Regions from separate parts of the Homo sapiens genome. Here region 2 is linked to region 1. Evidence: chromatin loops called from intact Hi-C (ENCODE). Cell type or tissue: chondrocyte. All regions are shown on one strand. Links, peaks and the distances in the headings refer to the core of each region. The heading gives the core; the rest is flanking DNA. Region 1 has its middle 64 kb from the start of CTLA4. Region 2 has its middle 47 kb from the start of RAPH1.

What was found. A loop is a pair of places that touch in the nucleus more often than their neighbours do. Peaks named below come from ENCODE experiments on the same cell type or tissue, not always from the same donor. Only the 100,000 strongest peaks of a DNase experiment are listed, where the experiment ranks them.
Region 2: it touches region 1 in a loop (1.9-fold over the local background); 6 of 110 quality-filtered maps call a loop at or near these places.

Annotation. Positions count from the first base shown.
Region 1 is chr2:203,798,745-203,809,535 of GRCh38, reverse strand. No RefSeq gene overlaps it. Among named protein-coding and RNA genes, the nearest start is that of CTLA4, 64 kb to the left of the region's middle. RefSeq lists enhancers at 9,397-9,546, 9,617-9,706. In chondrocyte, for the core only: no CTCF peak of the experiment used is centred there; a DNase peak (open chromatin) is centred at 5,204.
Region 2 is chr2:203,576,767-203,587,557 of GRCh38, reverse strand. No RefSeq gene overlaps it. Among named protein-coding and RNA genes, the nearest start is that of RAPH1, 47 kb to the right of the region's middle. In chondrocyte, for the core only: no CTCF peak of the experiment used is centred there; no DNase peak of the experiment used is centred there.

The sequences.
Region 1 (10,791 bases), core at 1,244-9,243:
GTGAATGGACTTGGAAAGTTCGGAGAACAAAAGGAAGGCCAGTGTGGCTAGAGTTAGTGAGTAAAGGGGAGAATAGTACAGGAGGAGGTTGGAGAGCTCAGCTAATGACTCAGCCATCCTTCTGGCCTCCTTATTCTCACCTCCTCCTGCTTCCACTCTGCATTTTTCTCCAAGTCCCACAATCGTTAGATATAGTTATGACAACTGTCACTGTGGAGAATAAAAAAAGGAGAGCATTAGGAATTAGGATTTTAAATGGCATTAATGATGTAGCTAAACTAGAAGACACTACTCTTAGGTTATGTGAAATATTGTGAGGTTATCTGAAATACTTGGTGGATGGCATATTTGCTTGATGAAACACTAATTTCCTGGTGGAGAACAGACCAAAAATCCCTGGGCCAGAAATCAAATACTTGTTTGCCATTTGTTCTTAGATAATAAGTCATTTACTATCTCTGTGTTTCAGTTTTCTAATCTATCAAATGATTATGAAACTAACACCGTCCCTACCCAACTTGCTATATACAAAAGAAGATTATCCTCAAAAGTATCAGAAGGGAAATAAATGAAATCAAATAGAATATTGAAAGAATACCCTATCATTAACAAATAGTATTGATCCCAGAAGTCAAAAGATAGCTTAATATTTAGATATCTATTAACATTCACTATGTTAACAGATCAAAGGAAAGAAGTTGAACAATAATCAAGAAAGATGCCCAAAAGCCACTTGAAAAAATTCAACATTATTTATGATTTTTTAAAAAAAGTTATCAAGTTAAACAATTTTTCTTTTAATTTCCGGCTTGCTCAGTTAGTAACATATCCTATGTGTTTCTTATAAGCATAGTTGTAGGGTGAAGCATTTCAAAAGCCCTTGCTTTTAATGATTTGTAATTTTTTTAAAAGCTACAAAAAATGGATTTCAGTGATAACAAGCATGAAGGAATAGAATTTCATTATTTAACATTATTTTAAAGGCTTATACTTGTTGCGCTATTTTTGTGCATGTTACTGGTCATGGCCTTAATTTACTAATGCACAGTCTTAAATCAGAAATGCCATCTCCAATAACTGTGTGAAAGATGAAAGAGCACCTGCTCCGGAAGTGGGAATGAGGTTAGCAACAGAGAGCCAGGGGCACAAAATGAATTTTGATATATCTTTTTTTTTTTTTTTAAAAGAATGGGCTGCAGACATTCCTATCTCTCTCTAACAACTCAAGCTGACTGTATCTAATTGGAACACAAAGGCCGGTCATTCAGCGCTCCCACCCCTGGCTCTTCCCACTGCTTCCACACCATGGAATGAATGCTGGCAGCCCTGAATCATTTCCAAGTCACTGGGAATGCACTGCGGTCAGCAGAGCTTGTATTTATGTCAACTTTCTTCAGCGCAAAAATGATTTGCCTGTGCTTCAAGCTATAGAATCACAGTGCATTGTTATTGAAAGGGGTCTGAGCAACTCAGTCTAGACCAGTGGTTTTCAACCCTGGCTGCACATTAGGGTAATAGGGGACTTTTGAAAAACTTGGTGATGCCCAGACGTCCCCCTCAAAGTGTCTGATTTAGTTGGTCTGGTAAAAGACCCTTTCTTTTGTATTTTCGAAAAGCTCCCCTGAGTGATTCTAACATATAATCACAATTAAAAACCACTAGTCTAGTTTTGTCTTTTCATTAAATGAGCAAATGTAGGCCCAGAGTGGCCAGCTATGTCATGGCAGATAACATCGACTTACAGTTAATTCTTGTGATAAAAAAAAAAAAAAAAAAAAAAAAAAATTTGTCCAAAACCTTTTTTCCCAAAACTTGGAAATAACGCAAAAAGATGACTTGTGTCCATCCAATCCCTTATTAAAACATTGCTTTTAGCCCATCCAAGGATCATCTGACCCTCTAGTGGAAAGTAACTTTTACCATTACTACTATTAAACATCTAGACATTTTTAAGCCTGTAAAGGATTTGATGTAACTTGTGGAAAACAAATATGATGCAAATGAGTTTTTTATCATAGAGATAAAAATTATTTCTGTTCAGCTTAGATGATAACCCCAAAGGTTATGATTTTTTGCCCTGTGGGACATTAACCAGTTTGTATGTAATTTAGCAATTTTATTCCAGCATATTTTTCCATTCTCTCTCTCCCCATCTCTCTCCCTTTCTCTCTCTCTGCCTCTCTTCCTCCTTCTAATACGTCATTTGCCTGTCCCCCCCTTCCTTTTTTTTTTTTGAGACAGAGTCTTGCTCTGTCATCCAGGCTGGAGTCCAATGGTGCCATCTCGGCTTACTGCAACCTCCACCTCCCAGGTTCAAGCGATTCTCATGCCTCAGTCTCCTGAGTAGCTGAGCTTACAGGTGTGTGCCACCACGCCTGGCTAATTTTTGTACTTGTAGTAGAGATAGGGTTTCACCATGTTGCCCAGGCTGGCCTCAAACTCCTGGGCTCAAGTGATCCACCTGCTTCGGCCTCCCAAAGTGATGGGATTACAGGCATGAGCCACTGTGCCTGGCCATTTGCCTTCTCTTTGTGTCACTTTCCTCACTGGCTTTATCATTCTTCTGATTACCTCATTAATGAGAAATGAAACTTTGACACCTACTCACTAAGGGGTTATATGAAAACTATGAGTATAAATTTATAATTGTTTTGACACTTATAGGTGATGTAAATTTTATTAAAGTGTCTTAAACCATTCAGAAAGCTTTAATTGGTCATTCAAGGTATACTTTATTTTGTTCTCTAAAAATATTACTCATCAACCACAGTCAGAAGCCATAATGTTCAAGACTTTCACTTCAGGCAAAGAGGAATACCAAAGACCTAATTGATCCTGTCTTGAAAAATGCTAAAAAGTAAATGGGCAAAATATCAGAAAGTATAGTTTTTAGACACTGAACATCAGACAGCACAGGACAGTGATCTCTAAGAGCGGGAAAGCAAATAAGGTGAGCTCTATGATTGTTCCAGCTCACAGCCTGGAAAATTTCCAAGATACCATGCAGAGAGGAGGTCTCATTTAGTTGAGAAGATGGAGCTGGGAGTCTGGAATCAGTAGTGAGAAAAATCAGCCTTATACCAAAGGCAGCTCTCATCCCACCTCACAAAGCTTAAAAGCAAACTTCAAATTGTTTTCAAGTAATGCACATGTATCTCAGAACAAACATTAAAAATATTTATGGGACTATAAAAAAAACCAATACCCAACAAGGTAAAATTTACAATATCTGGCATCCAATCCAAATTACTGGGTATGCAAAGAAACAGGAAAATATAACTCATAATGAAAAGAAAAATTGATCAGTAGAAACAGACCCAGAAATGATAAAGATGTTAGAATTAGTAGAGAAAAACATTAAGACATGTAGTTATGGTCAGGCTCAGTGGCTCACACCTATAATCCTAGCACTTTGGGAGACCAAGGTGGGCAGATAGCTTAAGCTCAGGCATTCCAGACCAGCCTGGGCAACATGGTGAAACCCCAGCTCTACAAGAAATACAAAAATTAGCCAGGTGTGGTGGCATGTTCCTATAGTCCCAGCTACTCAGGATGCTAAGGTGGGAGGATCTCTTGAGCCCAGGAGGTCAAGGGTGCAGTGAGCTGAGATCATGTCATTGTAGTTATTGTAACTATATTCCATATGTTCAAGAAGGTGGAGGAAAGATTAAGCACATTAAAAAGAGACATGAGATCTATTTAAATGACCCAAATAGAACTTCTGGAAATGAAAACTACAACACCTGAAAAAAATACACTGGGTAGGATAAACAGTGGATTCAACACCAAATAAAATAATATTAGTGAACTTGACGGCATAGCCATAGGAACCATGCATAATAAAACTCCTGGAGAAAACACACTGAAAAATGAAGAGAACATCAGACACCTTTAAGCAGTCCAATACACATATAATTGGAGTATTGCAGTCCAATTATATATTATTTTCCTGTTGGAAAATGTGAAGACAGAAAAAATTTTTAAATTAATTTTTTTAGATGTAAATTTGTCTAAAGATATAAACTCACAGATTTGAAGCTCAACCAACACCAAGCTTAGGAAACAAGAAGAAAATTTCATGAAGGCATAATGTTATCAAATTGCTTAAAATAAAGAGAAAATCTTCAAAGCAACCAGAGGAAAAAACCATAAAGTTGTGTTGTCTCCCCCAGATTGTGAAATGTTCAATTCCACACACCCTGGCCTTGGGAAACCACGGGAGGTAGAGCTTGGGACCTGTGGACCTAGAGAACATGGCTTTGCTTTCCAAGTAGAGTTCGGAATGCAAACAATATTTAATATGAACTATAAATATTTTTTCTCATTTATTAATGTTTCCCTTTAGCAGGGCAGGAACTAGCATGAGTTGATGTATCAGGTACAAATTTTAAGGAGCACTAAAAAATTAATCAAATAACATTTTCGTGTAATATTTTAAAGAATTAAAATGAATGCAAGAAAATCATTATCAAAATATCACATTTTTAATGAAGACAGGATCTGACCCTGTGCTTGCATGACTCACTTCCTTCTCCTTGGTCCAAGTCCTACTCTTTAGAAAGAGACCTGACATATCTTTAGGGCAATTTCTTCTTATCTCCCCCACGCACTGCCCATAGTAACTCCAGTCCTCCACCCACTCATCACTGATTTCATTTTGGTGCCAAGACAAGAAACCTTAAGGCCATCTCCTTCTTTCTTTTTTTTTCTTTTTTGAGATGGGGTATCACTATGTTGCCCAGTCTGGTTTCAAACTCCTGGGTTCAAGTGATCCTCCTGCCTCAGCTTCCCAATGTGCTGAGATTACAGGGATGAGTTGCCACACCTGGTCTTTCTTATTAGTTCGTATTTTCTTCATGTTTCTCCCTTCTAGAGTCACAAGAGAATTATCCTCTTCAAGTACAAATTATATTCCTAAAATGTTTGCCTCTGTACTAGAAAGGGTTATCAAGGAATTGGAGTCTTTTAACAGCGGGTTTCTAATCAAATGGATAAAGAGCAAACAAAAATAAACGCCAAGCTTTACTTACTAGCAAAAAGTGGAGTTTTTTAATTCATTGACAGATTTTGTGTGTGTGTTTTAATAGGGCTATTGTGTTGCTATGGTTGCAAGCTTGCATTGGTACTTTCACTAGGAGACGATGTGGTCTGAACATTCCTCCCACTTTTCACATCTGCCCACGTGTTCCACACAGGGATTTGGTAACCTGGCTTCTAGCCCTAGCCTCCTCTGCCACCCCAGGGAGTGCAAATTTTTCAGCCCTTTCTCAGAAAATCTGAATTCCTCTGAGATGTGGTAAAGTTAAACCCTGGCTCCTGCTCAGAATGCAGATTGTCAAACCACAGAATGTTGATCAGCTTCCTGTGTGAGCCTCGATAAATTTTTACCTCTTTGGCATGATATTTATACATGAGATCGCTATGAGATAATTAATTTAATAATGACCTCTTCAAAATGAATTTAGAAATTAATCACTAGAGAAGATATAGAGCTTAAAAATTCTGGGTGTTTTTCTTAAAGCAATCGTTACGAAACATTTTGCAAACTAAGAATGACCTCTTAATGATTCTTCTAAGTTCTAGATATTCATATATCTTTTCTCTTGTCTCTTTTCCTCTCCCTGCTCCTTTTTCTCATCTTTTCTTCTCGTCTCCTTACCAATTTTTCTTACAACACTTACACCCATCGTCCAAGCTTGCCTCTCTGAAATTTGATTCTCAAATCTGATCACAGATGTCTCCTAAGAAGTAAAGAGGCAGTGGGGACAATGGTCCCAAGTATTGTGTCTTCTGGGGACCTGCCCAGTGGTGGCAACTGAAACTGGTTGTCCTCAAGCTTGGGAAGAACTTCTAACCAAGACCTTGGTTCAGGCCCTTATCATTTTTTAGTGGCCTCTGTTCCTGCATCCCTTTTCTAGCTTTTCTCCATACTCCAAACTGAGTGATCCTTCTAAACTGCAATTCCACCTGCATGGCTTGAAATCCTCTAGCGGTTCCCCAATGTCAATTAGATGAGGTCCAAGCTCCATAAAATAGCATTTGAGGCCTTTAGTGATCTGGATCTTCCTCCCACCCTGACCTTGTCTCTCAGGGTTCATGCTCCTCCCTATCCCTAATCTCCCCTTCCCCTGCCTCCCATACACACACACAGACACACAGACACACACACACACACACACACAGCCACACCAAACACACTCCTTACCCAGCCACACTAAACTCTGTATCTCCCAGTCCCCGCAATGCACCATGTTTTCTTATGCCACCATATAAGGTTTTCTCAGCCTAGACTCCCCATTCTATAAAATTATGATATAGTTTCAAGACTAATCTTTTATCTTTGAAGAGTGTTCATAGCACTCTGTCTCATTCCTTTCATTGTCTCTGTTTTTTGTAGCCAAATATATTTATAACTGTTCTGACTATGAATTAGAATTCTCTGCAATGTAATTTCATGGTATTAGGTGCCAGCAGGAAACTGAACACTAAAGTCAGTGATCCACATGTCTGAAAATGTTTGAATGCTTAACACTATGTAGCTCTGGTTTAAAAAGAAATGAGTCATTTGTGGGTCCTTGGGTTGCCACTCTCTGAAATCTCCAAGTACTTTCAAACACGCACATTCTCACATTCACTGGCCTTCCTCGGCTCCCACGTGGCATCACTCACATTCTGATGCTCTGCACAAGATGCTTTTTATATGCAAAAGCAGCAGAAATTCGGGTTGCCTGAGCCATTGGCAAGTGTATAGTGGTTTGAATGCTCCCTGACACAAGTCCACCACTCTCCTGAGCACTCCTGAGTGGTGACCACAGGGCTGTTCTAATCCAACTATGTGAGAAGAGCTGTGGTGGAATGGACAGAGCATGAGACTGCAGGTGACGAGACCTGAATGCAAATTCCCACTCTATACCTCTGCTTCTATCATGTGGCCTCAAGCAAGTCATTTCCCCTCTGTGTGTCTCAATTATCTCATCTAAGACCAGTGAGTTGGGCAATATCAATATTTTTCAACTGGAACCATAGACTGCCTGCATCAGAATCACCAGGGCTGCTTTTTGGCAGTGTCGACACCTCAGCCCCTCTCCTGACCTAGTGAATCACATTCTTTAGCCGAGGAATGAGAAGAGAGTTTAGAGAATAGGAGAGATCCAGAGTCAACATTTCTAATAGCTTCTAAAGTAACTCTTGTGGTTACCAAAATCTGGGACCCACTGAAATAGATGATCTCTTAAGCCAGGCTGTCTACCAGGCTCTTGCCACACAGTGCTAACTTTCTATCTGTTGTGAGATGTACCACAAATAAAAAAAATTATGAATGATTTTTCTAAAATATTATAATTTAGAATTGTATTTAGAATATAAAATTTAGAATTGTATTTAAATTTAATTACAGGGGATTCAATGTAATCACTATAAATTGCACCACTTCTATTCATTCATTTTCCCTTTCATTTGCTTGAGCAGGAAAGCAAGGCACAAATTTACCCCAAAACTCCAGAAATAGCACATAACCTGCAGCTTATTTTACCTATTCACAGGCTATTGGAGCATATCTCTTTGGTGCCAGACATCACCTGCCCTGAATTCACCTGATTTCAGCCATGACAGTGGTGGGGCAGTTCATGGGAGCTCAAATTTGTCTTCAGCTGGCAGTGTCCCACCTCAAGCACTCACCAAGTAGTTTGTTTGATTTTTTAAATAACAGCCTATCAAGATAAAATTCACAGTCTACAAAGTTCACTCTTAAAGTGTTCAATTCAGTGGTTTTAGTATATTCTCAATATTGTGCATTAATCAGTGCTATCTAATACCAGAGCATTTTCGTCATCTCAGAAAATACCCATTAATGGTCAATTTCCATTTCTTTCTCCTCCACCCCTGGCAACCACTAATCTACTTTCTGTCTCTATAGATTTGTCTTTTCCGGACATTTCATATGACTGGAACCATACAGTACATGGTGTTCTGTGACTGAATTCTTCCACTTAGCATAGTTTCCAAGGTTCGTCCATGTTGTAACATGTATCAGAACTTCATTCCTTTTTGTGACCAAATAATATTCTCTTATATGAACGTACCACATTTTGTTTATCCATTCATCCCCTAACGGACATTTGTTTCCACTTTTTGACAGTTATGAATGACGTTGTTATGAGCATCCATAGTATGTGATGAGTGTTTTTCTTGCTTTTTTCAATAGTCTCTTTGTCTTTCAAAAGTTTGACTATAATGCATGTATCTAAGTGTCAATCTTTTTGAGTTCTCCTGCTTGGAGTTTGTTGACCTTTTTGGATGTGCAGATTAATGTTTTTCATCAAAGTTTGGAAGCTTTTAAGCCACGATTTCTTCAAATATTTTATCCCCTTCTATCCCCTTCTCTTTCTCCTGTCCTTGGATTCTGATTATTTGTATGTGGTATGCTTGATGGTGTCACACAGGTCTCTGAGGCTCCATTCATTTTTCTTTATTCTTTTTCTTTCTGTTCCACAAGCTAGGCACTCTCAGTTGACCTGCTTTCAAGTTCACAGATTCTTTCTTCTTCTAGTGCAAAGCTGCTGTTGATACCCTCTAGAGAATTTTTCATTTCAGTTGTTGTACCTTTTTCTTATTCTCTTTGGATTGCTGTAACAAAATACTATAAACTGTGTGGCTTATAAAGAACAGGCCGGGCGCAGTGGCTCATGCCTGTAATCCCAGCACTCTGGGAGGCCAAGGCGGGCAGATCACAAGGTCAGGAGATCGAGACCATCCTGGCTAACATGGTGAATCCTCATCTCTACTAAAAATATAAAAAATTAGTGGGGCGTGGTGGCAGGCACCTGTAGTCCCAGCTACTCGGGAGGGAGCCGAGATTGTGCCACTGCACTCCAGCCTGGGCGACAGAGCAAGACTCCGTCTCAAAAAAATAAATAAATAAATAAATAATAGAAATTTATTTCTCACAGTTCTGGAAGCTGGAAGTCCAAGATAAGATTGCTAGCATGGTCAAGTTCTGGTGTGGGCTCTGCCCTCATGATCTAATCACCTTCCCAAGGCCCCACCTCCAAATACCATCTCACTGGAGATTCAGTTTCAACATATGAATTCGGGGGACATAAACATTCAGTCTATAGCAACTTTCCAAGCCCTGAATTTCTATTTAGTTCTCTTTTTTCTTGTAATTTATAACTCTTTGTTGATATTCTATATTTAATGGGCCAACATTCTTATACTTTCTTTTAATTCTTTAGACATGGTTTCTTTGAGATCCTTGAACATATTTATGATAACTAATTTGGAGTCTTTGTATAGTAAGTATAACATCTGGGTTTCCTCAGAGGCAGTTTCTATTGACTGCTTTTTTTCCCCTGTGTGTGGGCCATACTTATGTGAGGCCTTGTAAACCAACAACCTTGAAACCGAGAATTATGAAAACACAGCTGAAAATAGCAGCTACTGCAGGGTGCAGAACAGGCTCGGAGTTCCCCAAAAGCCCATCCCTGGAGAGCTGTCACTACTTGATCTGTCAGGCTTATCGTTTTTTGCTGAAAACTAGATATTGTAAATTATGTGTCACCTCTGGAAATCAGATTCCCCTTCCTTCCCAGGGTTTGCTGTTATTGCTCTTTGTTGTTTTTTTATTGCTGTTGTTTGTTTAGTGACTTTCCTCGACTAATTCTGTTTAGTCCATATTCTTTGCCCTATGCAGCCACTGGAGTCTCAGCTTGGTTAGCTTAGCGGTCAGCTCATAACTGGACCGAGATTTCCTTAAACTCTTTGAACCAGTGATTCTCCCAGTCTTTGCCTGTGGCATCTGTGTGTGTGTTGGGTCACTCCTTCAACATTTTACTTATTTTATTTTATTTTTTTTGAGATGGAGTTTCACTCTTGTTGCCCAGGCTGGAGTGCAGTGCCGTGATCTTGGCCCACTGCAACCTCTGCCTCCCAGGTTCAAGCGATTCTCCTGCCTCAGCCTCCCGAGTAGCTGGGATTGCAGGCACCCACCACCATGCCCAGCTAATTTTGTATTTTTAGTAGAGATGGGGGTTTCTCCATGTTGGTCAGGCTGGTCTCGAACTCCCGACCTCAGGTGATCCCCCGGCCTTGGCCTTCCAAAGTGCTGGGATTACAGGCGTGAGCCACCGTGCCTTGGCCCACATTTTAGCAGCCATTTCCAATTCTGCCTTTGCTTTCACTTCCTGCATATACAGAGCTTTAAAGTCAGCCACAGGTGAGAGCCTAGGGTCTTCCAGTACTTTCCTGAGCATGTACACAGCCCTATGCATGCATGTGGCCTTCTAGATTTGTAGGAATATGGCAAAGCTTTTCAAAACCCATACAGTTATCTAATTCACCAGTGTTCCTCTTATATTTTGTGCTTAGCCTCTTGTTAGCCTGAATTTGTAATGGCACCTCAGGTAATGCAATGTTAAACAACTGCCTTTTGCTTATTGTTGATAAATGCCCTATGGGTAGGGCTGGTTGCATGGAACAACCTCTGAGTCAAATGAAACAGACGAGCCCTGAGCTGTCAGGTCAAATAGTGACAAATTCTCTAGGGATGGGCTTTTGGGGGACTCCGAGCCTGTTCTGCACCCTGCAGTAGCTGCTAGGCTGTGTTTTCACAACTGCCGGTTTTAAGGTTGTTGATTTGCATGGCCTGACCGAGCTGTGAGAGTGGGATGGAATTAGGGCAATTTGGAATGCCACAGGTCTTGCTCCTCTTACTGAGATTCAGCTGTTTTTCTTGAGTAAGCACCCAGACTGCTGTAAGACTTTAAGTAATTTCCAGAATTCTGAAAAAGTTGA
Region 2 (10,791 bases), core at 1,417-9,416, 220 kb after region 1:
ATTCACTACACCTTTTGTTTGTTTGTTTTTTTGAGATGGAGTCTCACTCTGTCACCCAGACTGGAGTGCAGTGGTGCGATCTCAGCTCACTGCAAGCTCTGCCTCCCAAGTTCACACCATTCTCCCGCCTCAGCCTCCCAACTAGCTGGGACTACAGGTGCCCGCCACCACACCTGGCTAATTTTGTTTTTGTATTTTTAGTAGAGACGGGGTTTCACCGTGTTAGCCAGGATCTCCCGACCTTGTGATCTGCCTGCCTTGGCCTTCCAAAGTGCTGGGATTACAGATGTGAGCCACCGTGCCCAGCCCCACTACACCTTTTCAAGAGCAAATCATCTCTTCCTACATGCTCAGTTCCCTGGTTCTCCCAGCCCCCTCACTTCAGGATTGCCTATCTCAACTCTTGGGCCCAAAGGAGTCCTTGATGTGAGTGTGTGTGTGTGTGTGTGTGTGTGTGTGTACTTCTGTGTGTGTGTGTGTGTGTGTGTGTATTCCTCACCTATCAGCGGTTGAGTAGGGAAGGTTAATATGAATATGCCGGCTTAAACAAACATCACACAGACTCAGAACTGCAAGAAACCCTAAATTTAAGTCCCTCATTTTTCAGATGAAGAAACAAAGCTTGAGAGTTTAAGTAACTTGCCTAGAGGCATGCAGCTCATAGTCAACAACGCCAGAGCTGCAAGCAGTGCTTAATCATCAGGCTCTTCCTCCTATGCACTTTTTACTTTATTCTCCCACAATCTTTTTCCCTGCCATTATTTTCTCGTCTGTAGCATAGGCATAATAACAGTTCTGCCTACCTCACAGGACTGTTGTGAGAATTAATGAGATAGCATATATGAATGTGCTTTAAAACCCTTGCAAATGTCAGATGCTATTTAAAATGAAAATTATTTCGATCAAGAAAATAAATGCATACCATAAAAATGGATAATAAATCACAAATGAGAAATACTCTGCAGATGACTTCTAGCACTTATAATTAAGTTTCCAATTAACTCTAAGTACCAAATAGAACTGAAGGGAAAATAAGATCGTCTTCTGTGCATGGGGCTAAAAGAAATCAGCATGCGCCTAATGGAAATTAGGCAGCTACATGGGACTGAATGAAAATTAGGTTATGTTGCTAAGAGCTGGGGATTATATTATGCCCTTTATTCCCCTTCCACTATTGACTCACTTTCATGACACCCTCGTCAGTAATGCAACTTCGAGGTTATTATCGTAATTGAGATGATTAGGTTTTCTTATTCAAAACAAAAGTGGCCATGTTCAACAGAAGTGATTCCAGGGAAAGGGAAATTCTTTGGGCTGACATTGACTATAATCAAGTTTTGGAAAACTCCGAGAAGTAAAAATAGGAATGGTGGGGAGCAGAGGGGAAACCATGACGTCCTAGAATGTTTAGCCTGCATGCAAACACTAAGAATGAAAAATACGTAGAAAGTACTGAACTTGAAAGCCCAGAACCACAGTATTATGACTTCATTAGAGTAATTTAGCAGCAGTGGGACAGCACATGAAACTGATTATTCAGGGAGGACGGGTTATTCAGGAAGATAAATTAGTAAAGGAATTTCCTTAACTGGGGCATCAAGAAGAGAAAGTCTTCACATAGGAAACTTTGTAGAGAGCAAGCCCCTCCTAATTACACATATGGCTATGCATAGTTATTTATGATAAGCTACCCCCAACAGATACACCCAAACATTCCTTGGTAAACTAAACTAGGTCACTTGATGAGCAACACAGAGTGTCTCACTCAGCCGTTCTTCCTTGCCACCTTCTTTCTTGTCAGTAGGGAAGATTAAGTGGTGGCCGAACAAGGCATAAGTGAGATGATAAGATCAAACACCTGTCCCTAAGGGCCAGGCAGCCACATGGAAAACAGGCAATTAGAGACACCAGCCAGGTCAGGGCATAGTGTCAGGAGAGTAGAATAATAGGCAGATGGGTGGCTAAATGCATGGAAGAAAAATAGCAATGGGGACTCCTAGAGCAAGTAATATTCAGAAACCCAGGCAGCAAGCAGGCCTGGCAGCTGGTAGCTGGAACCCTGCTTGGAGAGTGGAGCTTACGGGCATGCAAATTAGCAAGATCAAGGCAGAACCTCTGTTCCAGAAGAACTGAGGACTTGACCAGAAATTTAGGCAGAGACTAAAGATGCAGGAAAATAGGACAAAGACTCATTTACTAGGACAAAGATACCAGGTAGAAATTTGACCCAAGGAATGAGACAAATGTTCATTAGTGGAAGTAAGTTGTGGGCTAAGGCCTGCACTAATGCTGCACTGATGCTGAGCAGCCAAACTCTGGCTTTTTTTTTTTTTTTTTAATTCTCCTGACTTCGGAAATGTCCCCATACCTTGGACAGACCTGAACAGAAGCAAAAGTTTGATATTGCTAATTGGACAAGGTACTCCTATAATACCCTGTATATAGCTCGATTGCTGCACTTATTTACTTAAATGTTTACATAGCACTTACTATGTTTCAGACACTCCCCTACATAGTCATAAATATTAACTCCTACAACAACCCTAGGTACAATGACAGTTGCCACTTGACAAATAAGGAAACTAGGCATAGAGAAGTGAAGTTATTATGAAGTCCAAGGTCACACAGCTAGTAAGTGGCTGAGTAAGAATTTGTACCCAAACACTCAGGCTCAAAGTCCATGTTTCTAACCATGACCCCACACCATTTTGCTACCTTTGTCATATCCACCTGTGTTTCTCTTCACCTCTAGAGTCTAATATATAGTCATGAGGTGCTATCAAGAATCTAGTCAGGCTAGGCATAGTGGGTAACATAGCAAAAAATAAAAATAAAGGGCTAGCCGCGGTGCTGTAATCCCACCACTTTGGGAGGCCGAGGTGGGTGGATCACTTGAGACCAGGAGTTTGAGACCAGCCTGGGAAACATGGTGAAACCCCATCTCTACCAAAAATACAAAAATTAGCTGAGTGCAGTGGCGCCCACCTGTAGTCCCAGCTATTCAGGAGGCTGAGGCGCAAGAATCACTTGAACCCAGGAGGCAGAGGTTCCAGTGAGCTGAGATAGTGCCACTGCACTCCAGCCTGGATGACAGAGCAAGACTCTGTCTCAAAAAAATAAAATAAAATATTAACTGGGAGTCTTAGTTACTTGGGAGCCTAAAGCAAAGTTGTGGGGAGTGGGGAGAGTTGGGGGGTCGCTTGAGCTCAGGAGGTTGAGGCTGCAGTGAGCTATGATGGTACCACTACTCTCCAGCATGAATGACAGAGTGAGACCCTGTCTCAAAAAAAAAAAGAAGAAGAAGAACTTTGGTCATATTTACATTCCCAATGCTTAGTGCAATGCCTAGTGTATAGTGGGCCTTAATACATGCCTAAGTGGTGAATTAATAAATGAATATGTGCTCCACATATTAAATCCACAAACTGCAGATCCTTGACAGAGGGAGCAACAAGGAGATACTGGATTCACTTAGCATAATCTGCAACACTGCATGACACAGCCAGCCTCCAAGACAAGAAGTGGCTACTGGAGCTGCACAGAGGAGGTGCTGGGGATATGGCTCATAGCAGAGGCTGTGGGTCAGTACCTTAAAAAAGTAGCTGAGGTCAGAGGAGGCTGGGGCACAGGAAATGGTTGTACAATGATCTGCTACTTATAAATGCCCCACCTCCCACTCACTGTGGCATTTTAGAGGTTCTGCCCCACACCTGAGAGAATATGTGGATTTAGTCAACCACAACTTGTGTACAGAAATGATTGTTGCCATAGATCATTGTCAGTAGTCTTACACGATTGGCACAGGACCACCTACGATTAAGAGTCAGCTATAATAGGCACAATTTGAATTCAACCATCAAAAGGACAGAATGATATTTAAATATAGAACTGATTTGCCTAACAGCTTAAAAGCCAGGAAAGTCTTTTTTGAGAAAAGTCTTCATAAATGTTTGAGCATTTAATGGGCCTTTTTTTTGGCTTTTATACACAGATACGGATACACCTAGAAGTAAAAGTGGACAGATGGCACATCCACACATTTCTCACTCCCTTATAAATCCTTCTCCAGCCAGAAGCATCAAGCTAGACAATGAGTCAGTAGTCAGTGAGCATCACTTGTAATTTCAAGAGAAGGAGAAAATAAAAACAGCTAATATTATTGAGCACTTACTTGTTCCTGAGTATTGATCTAAGTTCCTCACATATATTAACATTGAAACCTCACAACAATGCCCATTTCACAGAGGCAAAGAAAGAGGTATAGTGAACTTACGCAATTTGTCCAGGGTCGATTGCCAAACAATTGGTAGAGGCAGGATTCAAACTGAAGGCAGTTTGGCTCTAGAGACTGTGCTTAGAACTATAACTTGTATAAATAATCCACTTTGTACAGCTAATATTTGAAAGACTAGAATGAAAGACTGGCTTCTAACATCCACACTCAACTCACCTTCAGACACCCATTTGGAGCCCACTGTGTAGATAAATGCTCATGACCGTGCTAAATTACCAGGTTGCTTATCCTCTTGGTTTAATAGACGCAAAGGAGTGTAAGAATTTCAAAGGGCTTGCATACATGCAAATATAGTTTCAGGATAGAGCCTTTTCTGGTTAGAGGTGGAGCAAGAAAAGATCCAAGAAATGTTCTGTCCAGGATATGACAATGAACTTTGTTCCATGCTACTGAACCGCACAATCTACTACTTAAATCGACTGGTTTTTTTTTTCAAGGCACTACTACCATGCTTGCAGCTCTCCAACATACTTTCTTTAGGTCAAATTTATTCTGATTAGAGGATGTCCAGACAGGACTAGGAAGCTTTTGGCATTGAATTTCTACCTTGGCAAGAAACCAGAGTAAGAAAGTCCTCCTCAGCCAATGAGGACCAAGCCCATCCAAAGCAAACAGTTCCCATAACTGTTTACAGTAGAACAAACTTCTTCCTTTAGACAGGACGAATGTGGAAAATCACCCAGCTAGACATTGCTTGTTATTTTAACACTTTTGAAATTCAGAGAGGAGAGAGATCTAGCCCTCTAGTCAAAAGATCTAACTCTCTTCAAGAGGGAAGTGCGCAAATTTGGAAGCCCATCAAGTATCCTATCAGAGGCTATAAAGATTTCACTGTTTCTGTAACAGCCCCTTTTTATATAATCACTTAAACTGTGATTATGTTTAATATCTCTACCTAAATAGCACCTCCTGGCCCGGCTTTGAAATTCTCCTTGCTTTTCTGTGATACTACCCAGAGGAATTTCATAATTTGCCTGTGTTCCTCTGGCTTGGCATTGGCAAAACCAGCAAGACCATGGTGAGTTGCCTCCTATTCATTGGTTTCCACTGCTGGATTATCCTAGTTTTATTAGTTATAAATAAAGACTATTACGTTATTGCTGAAATATTCTGAGACAACCAGTAATGTATGCTAAATTATTTAAGAAAACATTTGTGGCTGGGCACGGTGGCTCACGCCTGTAATCCCAACACTTTGGGAGGCTGAAGCGGGCAGATCACGAGGTCAGGAGATTGAGACCATCCTGGCCAAGATGGTGACTCCCCGTCTCTACTAAAAATACAAAAATTAGCTGGGTGTGGTGGCACGTGCCTGTAATCTCAGCTAGTCAGGAGGCTGAGGCAGGAGAATTGCTTGAACCAGGGAGTCGGAGGTTGCAGTAAGCCCAGATCGCGCCACTGCACTCCAGCCTGGTGACAGAGCGAGACTCCGTCTCAAAAAAAAGCGAAAGAAAAGAAAAAGAAAAAAGAAAATATTTGCAAGTATTCACAGACCGAAGTCTGAAATGTGGTGAGCCAAAACAAGACATCTGGATGATATGCAAGTTAGTTGACAGTTTTATGAACCACAGGGTAGGGTCAGGTTAAGGACTATGGCATACGCCAGTACATGAATGATTTGAATGAAGCTACATGGATTTGAACTGTTGTTGTTGTTTTCTAGTTTCCCAAGTATCAGGAATCCCTGATGCAACCTTGACTGAGCCTTTACTATTTTAAATTCTGAAATGACTAGCCCAATTAAAATAATTGACAGTATTAAATGTATTGGGAATAGCAAAACAATATTCAATACTTATTTATAATTCAATTCAATTTATAATTTCTGGACCTGTTCCAGAATTGAAAAAGACAGTATACAAAGAGAAAAATTACCCACTTCAATCTCCATGTTGCTACATTATTAAAAGGGAGTGGGTTGGGGGGATGGGGCGGGCAGCATGAAACAGCAATCTTTAAGAGGGTTTTACTTATTCAGGTTTAAAATAAGGTAGGCATTCATTCAGATGCCTTACAGGGGTTAATTCATGATTACTTGAGATCCTGACAGCTAACGATCCAGGAAAAAGGAAGGATCATGGGAACCCCTGGCTTTACCCTTCTGTGTGTTCAGCTAAGAATGAGAAGGCCCTTTGGCATCATGTGCCTTTCTTTGCCCCGAAAAGCTGAGAGTAGACATCAGCTCTGCTGTCAGATTGGCTAATGAATGTGCTGGCATGCGCCAGTGGCAGCTGCACGTGCTTCCAGAAAACTCTCCTCCCCACAAATCAGCCTTTGTATTCCTAATCCTGGGAATCAGGGTGCCATGCATGGAACTACAGCCGCTGCTATATCAGTCTAGGAAATAAACAGCACTAACTCCAGGCCACAGAGCTGTCAATCTGTTTATAATTCCAAAAAGCCCTAAAAATGCTAATATATACCTTTTTAGATGTCTTTTACATAAGGATTGGTTGAAATGTAAAAAATGTACTTTACTCAGATGTTGCTGCTCTATTCTTTTTAAAGTAAAGAAGATAAATTGTAAAGAGCCTTGGCTATTTTTTTTAAATAGAATTTTTAGTTTCTTTTTGTTGTTGTGTTTTTATTTGTTTGTTTGTTTGAGACAGAGTCTCACTCTTTTGCCCAGGCTGGAGTGAACTGGCACGATCTTGGCTCACTGCAACCTCCGCCCCAGGGGTTCAAGTGATTCTCCTGCCTGAGCCTCCCGAGTAGCCGAGATTATAGGCATCCACCACCATGCCTGGCTAATTTTTGTATTTTCAGTAGAGACAGGATTTCGCCATGTTGGCCAGGATGGTCTCAAACTCCTGACCTCAGGTGATCCACCTGCCTCAGCCTCCCAAAATGCTGGGATCACAGGCATGAGCCACCACACCCAGCCTGGGAATTTTTAGTTTCAAACAGAGGGGAAGCATTAAAAAAAAAAGTTTACATAAATGCTAGATTATTTACCATTACAAACAGAATTGCAGGCATATGCAATGAGTAGTTAATACTCTAATGTCTATTATTGGCATGCTTTTATTTTGTTTTGTTAAAACAGTCCATACTTGTCTCTATTCACTATTGAAGGAAATAAAAATATTTCACCCCAGAATATATTTATTTGACATACTTTGTGATGGCTCTTCAGAGGGCCTGCAAAGAGAAGTAGCCCTGGAAAGCTGTCTATTGTCAGGAAAATATGCATCTGGAAGCTATACATTGCTGCAGCCAGGCTTTCTCTGAGACTTTCCCTTGGCTGGATCTAGGAAAGATTAACTGGAAGTCTGACACCTTCAAAGGTCTGAAGGAATCATTTACCTTCTATTCTCTCTGAGGGCTGCTACCCGGCAGGCAAGACTACCTTTGCTAGCCAGGCCTCCTCTTCTCCCTCTCCCATAACCTGTTTTGTCACCATAAACTGTTTTGTCACAATCCAAGCCCCCCCCTTCTTTGTGTAAGCTCAAGATGGCTTATAAGCTTCTGAACCCCACTGAGGGATCAGGGTAATCACTCTGCGGTTCTTGTCTGTGTACACATTAATACATTTATATGCCTTTTCTCCAATTAATCTGCTTTTGTGAGTTGATTTTTCAGCCAACCTTCAGAGGGCAAAGGGGAAGCTTTCCCTTGGCCCCTACACTGCCACTTCATACCCTTATTTATAGAGCACTGTCATAATCATTCTATTAATCATATGATTAGTACAAGTCTTCGACACTGTACATGATATTTTTAGACAATGCTGAACAGTGATTGCAATCTTTTAGTAATTTCATAAATGTAGAGACCTCAGCTTTCTCTCTTGGGCTACATTAAATACATTCACCACATCAAACCAGAGCCACAAATTTCAGTTTGAGTCAGTTGTGTTTGTTTTCTGTTTATTTATAAACCCTGCCTCTTCCCAGAAAGGATTTGAGGCTGTTCTTACAGTTGGTTAGTCACACCAGTCCTTCTGAGACCAACTGTTGGTAGAAACCAGTATTTCTGGTTCCTTACTGCCTGTGGAACCTACGAGTGCTGATTCATAGCAATCAGGGACCTGTGCAGACTGGCTCAGATAACCACCAGTAGAACTGGCCATGCTGGCTTGCTTCATCAGCCAAGAGAAGTGCCAGCCAAGGTCCTGAACTCTACAAAGCCTATGTCTTTCTTATCAGTATAGAATAGGCAATCACTTCCAACTCTATCTCTTACTCTACTAGGAAAAAATATACCCAACTTAAGAAGAATTTCTCAAAGACATCATGTCCTGGGCTCTGACTGTCAAATGTCAACATCGTCAACATAATCACACTGCTGCCAACTCATGGGATACATATGTGTGTTCTGTCATCAGTGTACTTTCTTCTCATACAGACAGCTTTCCAAATCTAGCCTTCCTATTCACATATTTATACTGTTCATTAGGAGCCAGAGATTTTCAAGGGAATACCCTGCTAAATGGCTGGATGGGTGATCAATGTTTTGATAGCCCAGAGACACAATGTTCCTTCTGCGTTATGAACTTGTCACCCCTCATTTAACTCTGGACAGTTCTTATATAAGGGCTTTCAGAGGCAGGGAGAAAGATCTGATTCCACAGAAACTGGGGTTGATGATCCAAGTGGCAATTTTCTCCCTTGAGTAAGAATTAAATCAACACACTAGTTGAAACATGACCAGTCCTGGCAAATTTTGATTTTCTAAAAACACACCATTGCTTGAAACCAACACCAGAGTAGTTTCAAGGTTTTCAAGGAAAACTCTTCCCCTCAAAATGATATTATTTCTTTTCTTCCATCAGAAAGTCTTTCATGAAAGAAAGCAACTCCATGTTCCCAGATCTAGTACAATATCTAGTACATAACTCATAGTGGTATCAATAAATGTTAAAGGAATGGATGAATGAAAGAATTCATGAATAAATGAGTCTCCTCCTCTTTAACTCCCCCCGCCCCTGCTTTTATCTCCAATCTCTTGAACAACGCTTCTTTAACTCTAAATACCTCAAACTGTTAATCCACCAGGTAAAGGCTTTTATAGAAGAGTTGTCAAATTGAAAGAGTGAAAACATCTTCAGGAATAAGATAAAGTCAAACTGTCTCACTGTAATCCCTAACAGTGTTGGAACATTCCACTTTCAGTGTTAATTTCAATAAATAAAAATAATTATCTAATTTTATCTCAATGATGTTTCCATTGTTTATTTTTTTACATATAGTATCCATGTGGAGTGTTTACTCTTACATATATCAGGGATTGTTTATCTAATTATCTGATCTCTATCAGCACTTAAGGTTGTAAAAAAAAAATAGTGTAGCAATATTGTCTATCTACATGTCTTCAATCCAAAGAAGAAAAATAGTCTTAAAATAGAAGACAGTATTTACAATGGTGGTGAACTTCAATAAACAGATTATATATTCTCTCTGTGTATTTATTCCTACCCAAAAGATCTCTCTCTATCCCCACAGGACTGATTTGAGGTCAAAAGGGGGCATGCATGCAAATGGCTTTGAGAGGTACAAAGCAATACAGAAATAAAATATATCGTGGGCATGTCGCTAGTTCCAACTACTAGCAGGCTGAGACAGGAGGACTGCTTGAGTCCAAGAGTTGGAGGCTAGCCTGGGAAACATAGCAAAATCCTGTCACTAAAAAATAATAACTTTTAAAAAAAGAAATAAAATATATTATTGTTGCAATCTTCTTTTGTTTCCATAATCATCAGCTAGTTAATTCTACTGAAGAAGGCAAGAGGAAGGTTTGTCATACAATTTTGTAGCGATAGTCCCATTGTTTCATCTGTAACCACTCAAAAACACCATCAAAGACAAATGCTTGGAGTCCAAAGAGAAGTGACACCAACCCAAATGCCCATCAATGATAGACTGGATAAAGAATGTGGTATATGCCATGGAATACTATGCAGCCATAAAAAGGAATGAGATCATATCCTTTGCAGGGACATGGATGAAGCTGGAAGCCATCATCCTCAGCAAACTGACACAGGAACAGAAAACCAAACACCGCATGTTCTCACTCATAAGTGGGAGTTGAACAATGAGAATACATGGACAGAGAGAGGAGAACAGCACACATCAGGGTCTGTTGAGGGATAGCGGGTGAGGGGTGAGGGGAGGGAACTTAGAGGACAGGTCAATAGATGCAGCAAATCACCATGGCACGTGTATACCTATGTAACAAACTTGCGCGTTCTGCACATGTATCCCTTTTTTTTGTTTCAGAAGAACTAAAGAAAAAAAAGAAAGACAAAAATTTTTTAAAAAAGAGAAGTGTACAAGTCAGGAGGAGAAATTGGCACTCCAAGACAGAAAAATCAATGACTAAAGTAGCTTCATACTAAACCCTTTGAAGTGGAATCTTCTCTGCTATGTTTCCTGATCTACTCCAGACATCCACCACTTCTGGTGCCTAGTGATACCTGGTTGCTATTCCCTTGTATTAAAAAGTGTGAATAGCAAGTGTGAAGACCAGCCACTCCATTATCTCAAAGAAGGGTTTAC